Linked DNA regions of Homo sapiens: region 1 is linked to region 2. A link is an interaction called in ENCODE POLR2A ChIA-PET data of the cell type or tissue named here. Cell type or tissue: K562. All regions are shown on one strand.

Region 1 (2,500 bases), 170 kb after region 2:
AAAAATGTTTTTGAGCTTGAGTTTAAAGAAGTCTCCTGGTTTATGTTGTCCAAGGACAAATCCCAGCCTCAGATCACTAGCACAGACTGGTCAAATACAGGGCCATTTTAACTGACATTACTGCCTATGTAAAAAATCTGATGGCTTATCTGCAAGGGCATTAACAAGGAACCATATTTCATTCAATTTACTCATTACTTGATGACTGTATCTCTGGAAAGTTTTATTGGCAAGGAACTATCTGTCCTACTTTTTTGTATTTTTCCATGCTGAAACAGGATTTCCAGAAATGAAACTGATGGCATGAAATACATTCCTAAAATTGTAGAGCTAAAGACTGATAACCCAAAAAGATTTTTTTTGGTTTCAAGCTTTATGAAAACTAACACTATTCAACTTACCTTTCTCAATTTATACTGGAAGTGTAACATATGGAGGTTAATAAAGTACAGTACAATATTTAGGATTAACTGTGATGTTGAAATCTTAAATTTTACAAATGTCTTAAATTTTACAAATTTTACAAATGTCTTAAATTTTACAAATTTTACAAATGTCTAACTATCAAAACTATTTTGCCAAGATTCTACCTTTGTTTGGAAATACTCATGTTTGTGAATGGTTAAGATCTGTTATGAAACTGAATAAAAACTAAATCTTATAATTAAAGGGTTTAAAAATGAATGATGTAATGCCCATCATATATTTAATACTTGGTACTAACTTAGCATAGAAGTAAATGTATCACATTTCTAGCCAGATCAAATGAATGATTTCAAAAGAAAAAAGCTATAGTTAAGTATTCCTGTTTCCCAATTTCAAACTTAAAATAATCGTATGTTTATGTGTATATATACATAAATATCTTATATATGTATATATACACACATATACCTTATATGTGTGTATATAAGATATATGTGTGTATATTTATATATGTGTATATATTATGTTACATGCTTATATAATAGCATAAGTTTGATACTTTTGATACTTTTCAAAAGTCTGAATATATTTTTGGCAGTTGATTTCTTTTACAGCCAGTCTGCTTGACTCATTTATTTTTTTTGACATCTGATCTATACTAATAATGGAATACAACAAAGCTTCCTCTCTCAATCAGCTTGATTGTAATGAACTATATCTGCCTTCTTTGCAGTCCCTCACTCCCCAGTCTGACCAAACCTGATCTTCCCCTTCACAGCAACAATGTAAAGCCACCTTTCTTCCTTCATCTCCATTCTATCAGCTCCTTACTGGCTACACTTACCCCTCTTTTCAGGAGAGATCCCATGGTTAGTCAACTCAATACTGTCCTTGGGGACAGCAAAGCAGTGGTATAACAAGAATTCAAGTTCCATCATTCACTGCATGTTTTTCTTTTTAAAGTATCAAAATTAATATAACACATGCACATTTAGATTCAAACAGTTCGATAATTTTGTTACATAAAACAAGTCCCTTACATAGACACCATTTCTCTTTCCTCACAGGCGGCCACTTTCAATTTCTATACCTGATTCCTGTGGTATTTACCTCTATAGCTCCAAATAACATGATTATGTCTATACTTTGACTTCTAGTTTCCAGGCATAACCTTTTGACTTCCTAATACAGGAGATAAGAATTTAGCTCTCTCCCACATCCACTTGTTTCCTCCATCCTCCCAATGTGCCAATATAGTAAACACTGATTATTGATCTGACTACAATTATAGTATGAACATGTATTCCATTTATAGCTGAACAATTAGAAGTACTGATTACTTTTCCTTTCCTGCACAACATTTTCCCAAAATGCTGTCTTGTTTTCTCATTTGCTTAGTTAAAAAAAAAATTTTTTTTTCTTTTTAGAGATCAGGTCTTGCCATGTTGCCCAGGCTGAACGTGAACTCCTGGGCTCAAGTGATTCTACTGCCTCAGCTTCCTGAGTAGCTGGGACTGTAGGTGCATGCTAACATTTGCTTTGTGTTTTTATTGTTCTTATTGTTAATTCAATTCTGAACTTTTTGCCAGTTATCGAATTCTCCTCTTAAGATTTTCAGACACAATAGGTGTTTTGTAACTTTTTTTTTTTTTTGAGAAATCTCTCCCAGAGCCTTAGCATATACTCCAATTTGGAATAGCTGCCATCTATGCCTTGTGTACAGCTGCTTCACCTCAAATCAAGGGATTCTCTTCGGCTCCCTCCTGTGTTGTATCTCTTGTTTGCAATATCCCACCTTGTCTTCTTTTTAAGTTTACTCCCTCATTTTGGCAGAGAAAGTCCCTCAGCTGCTTTGTCAGGAAGAGTGTGGGAGAGGTACAAATTTTTGAGACTTTGTATATACAAAAACTTCATTCTACTCTTACACTAGATAGTTTGCCTAGAGAGACAGAATTCTAGGCCATTTTCATTCAACATTCTGGAGGCATTATTGAATTGTCTTCTGGACGCTAATGTGGCTATTGAGAAGTTTGAAGCCACTCTACTTAATTCTTTGTGTGTGACTGTTTCTCCT
Region 2 (2,500 bases):
GATCAGAATGAATGAGACCCACTGGTATGTTTTCCAGTGGTTCCTACCACTGTTCCCAGCTCATTGTCCTAAGGCCACACCCAGAACCACAGTGAAGTTGGGTAGCCTCGTGTCTATTAAGGCTGCTGAATGAACCAGCTGACTTGCTCATGCCCACCCAGCCTGTTTAGCTTTGACACACACCTACCAAACTGCCCCTACTTCTTCCCGTCCAGAGCAGAGCTAACAAACAGCCTGCCTCACAGAATTAGTGTAAGAAGGTACATAAAGTAGTGGCCAGGTCCTCTGTATATGCCACCCCCTGCAGCCTGGCTGAGCTGCCTGTCACCTTTACCCTGGTTTGCCGACTTATGGCACTCAACCCTGTCCCTCCCGAGGACTATGGGGCCTCAGCTCAATTTGTCAAAAACTAAGAAGCTGAAGAATCCTGGGCCCTCGTTCCTTCTCCAAAAACCAATCTAACACCCTGGCCCTCAACCCAAGCACTGAAGGGTCTAGCCTCCAGCTCTGACCATTGGGCTTACGAGGCGGCGAAGCAGCAGTGGCTTCAGCGGCTTGAGGCTGAGGGAAGAGGGAGGGTGGTCGTGTTCTCAGGGCCTAGCTCCACAGCTGCCAAACAGGCTTCCCCAAGGACCCCAGCACTGGTCTCTGGGGGAGTCCACAAGGGGAAGGAGGACTGGGTCCCGGTCCCAGTTCAGTAGTGGACTTTCTGGGTGTTCTTGCCTGCATCACCTGTGTCAGGCCTCAGTTTCTTCAGACACCTACAAACTGGGTCTGAGTGACATAATTCTAAGGGCCCAGCCCTACAGGAGATGCCTTGGGATTCCAGGACCTCACAGTCTCCACTCCTTGAAATTGTAGTACCCCTGCCCACCTGCCTCTGAGTGCAGGTGATAAGAACAGGGACAGAGAAGCGGAGACCCCTGTGCAGCCAAGGCCCTGGCTTCTTGCGGCCTCCTTGGATGCCTAGCTGGGGCAGGGGCAGGTGGAGGGGGGTTGTGGTGGTGAGACTCCAAATGGAAAATATCCTGGCCAGGCACAGTGGCTCATGCCTGTAATCCCAGCACTTTGGGAGGCTGAGGTAGGTGGATCACTTGAGGTCAGGAGTTTGAGACCAGCCTGGCCAACATGGCAAAACCCCGTTTCTACCAAAAACACAAAAATTAGCCAGGTATGATGGTGTATGCCTGTAATCCCAGCTACTTGGGAGGCTGAGGCAGGAGAATCGCCTGAACCTGGGAGAGGTTGCAGTGAGCCAAGATTGCACCACTGCACTCCAGCCTGGGTGACAGCAAGTGAGACTCTGTCTCAAAACAACAAAAAACACAAATGGAAAGTATCCTCAGGCAGAGACCAGATGTTTGCCCTGCAGCCTCCACCCACCCTCTGTGGAGTCAGGGCCTGCTCCACCCAGTTCAGTAACATTTCCTCTGTGGGTGTGGCTGTGGCTGTGGAGGGTGGAAGGAGGCTGACTGACTTGTTCTCACAAGGTCTGGGACTTTGGGGGAGGTGGGTCTTCCTTCCATTTGTAAAATGGAATAAAATAAAGTCAACAGCATCTAAGAGTCTCATGTTCCTCTGGAACTGCAGGAGATGCAGGGCACACAGGAGCACTCTTGTTGTGCAGATAAACAGGCCTGCGGCTGGGGTGGGGGGTTGGGATGGCAGGCACTAGAGTACCAGATTCTGAGTAAGAGCTCAAGTGGCCCGGCAAAGGAAGGGGAGGCACTGCTGTCTCTCAGGTGGCTCCTGCACTCCCCATGTTAGTACAGGGCCTGGGTCTAGAGAGAAATGGACCAGATGACCTACACGGGCTTCAGATTGGATGCTGGAGGTGGAAGGTGGATCACACCCATTTTCAAAGTCAGGTGGTTCCTCCCCTGCCCACCAGGTACCAAAAAGGCCATTGGACCAAGACCTCTGGTAAGAGCTACAAGAGAGGGAGGAGACGCCAAGGTTGAGCTTGCTTTATGGATGACAAGTGGGCTAGGCTGGGCTGTCGGGGGCAGGACGAAGATTCTGGCTGAACTTTCCAAGGGACGGGACGCTTGGGATCCTGGCTGGTACGAGGCCTCCCACACTGTCAAATGTCAACTCCACCAGCACTGAGACAATGAGTAGATGAGAATGTAGAAAGAGGGAAGGTGGTAGGTAAAGGAGCGGAAGGAAGAGGTGGGGAAAGAGGGAAGGAGAGAAGGGAAGGAGGGAAGAGAAAGAAGGAAGAAAAGGAAAGCATGGCCCGGCTAGAGACAAAGCCAGAGGTGATCAGGTCAGCAGCAGGAGAGGCTCAGAAGGGAGCCTCTCGGGAAGTGCAGGCAGCCATGAGGGCTCGTTTCAGCTGCTCATAGGTGACGAACATCACCACGTTCCAGGAACCCAAGCGGAGAAAGGAGGGCATGAACCTAGAGGAGAAAAATCACAGGTCATGGGGGCACCTCCACCTCCCACTTCCCTCACTGGGCCTGGTATTCAATCCAACCCAGTTGCTCTGTCCCAAAGG

What was found. ChIA-PET counts read pairs that join two places held together with the same protein. Peaks named below come from ENCODE experiments on the same cell type or tissue, not always from the same donor. Only the 100,000 strongest peaks of a DNase experiment are listed, where the experiment ranks them.
Region 1: POLR2A ChIA-PET joins it to region 2 with 5 read pairs; 6 of 35 experiments call an interaction of 5 or more read pairs at or near these places.

Annotation. Positions count from the first base shown.
Region 1 is chr11:74,147,533-74,150,032 of GRCh38, forward strand. All of the region lies in intron 3 of C2CD3 (C2 domain containing 3 centriole elongation regulator), which reads right to left. Among named protein-coding and RNA genes, the nearest start is that of C2CD3, 22 kb to the right of the region's middle. In K562, a CTCF peak has its summit at 2,156; no DNase peak of the experiment used is centred here.
Region 2 is chr11:73,972,720-73,975,219 of GRCh38, forward strand. It overlaps UCP2 (uncoupling protein 2), which reads right to left. Exons shown (of 8, transcript NM_003355.3): 8 at 1,953-2,402. The coding sequence ends at 2,288. Among named protein-coding and RNA genes, the nearest start is that of UCP2, 8.9 kb to the right of the region's middle. RefSeq lists an enhancer at 1,570-1,659. In K562, no CTCF peak of the experiment used is centred here; a DNase peak (open chromatin) is centred at 1,413.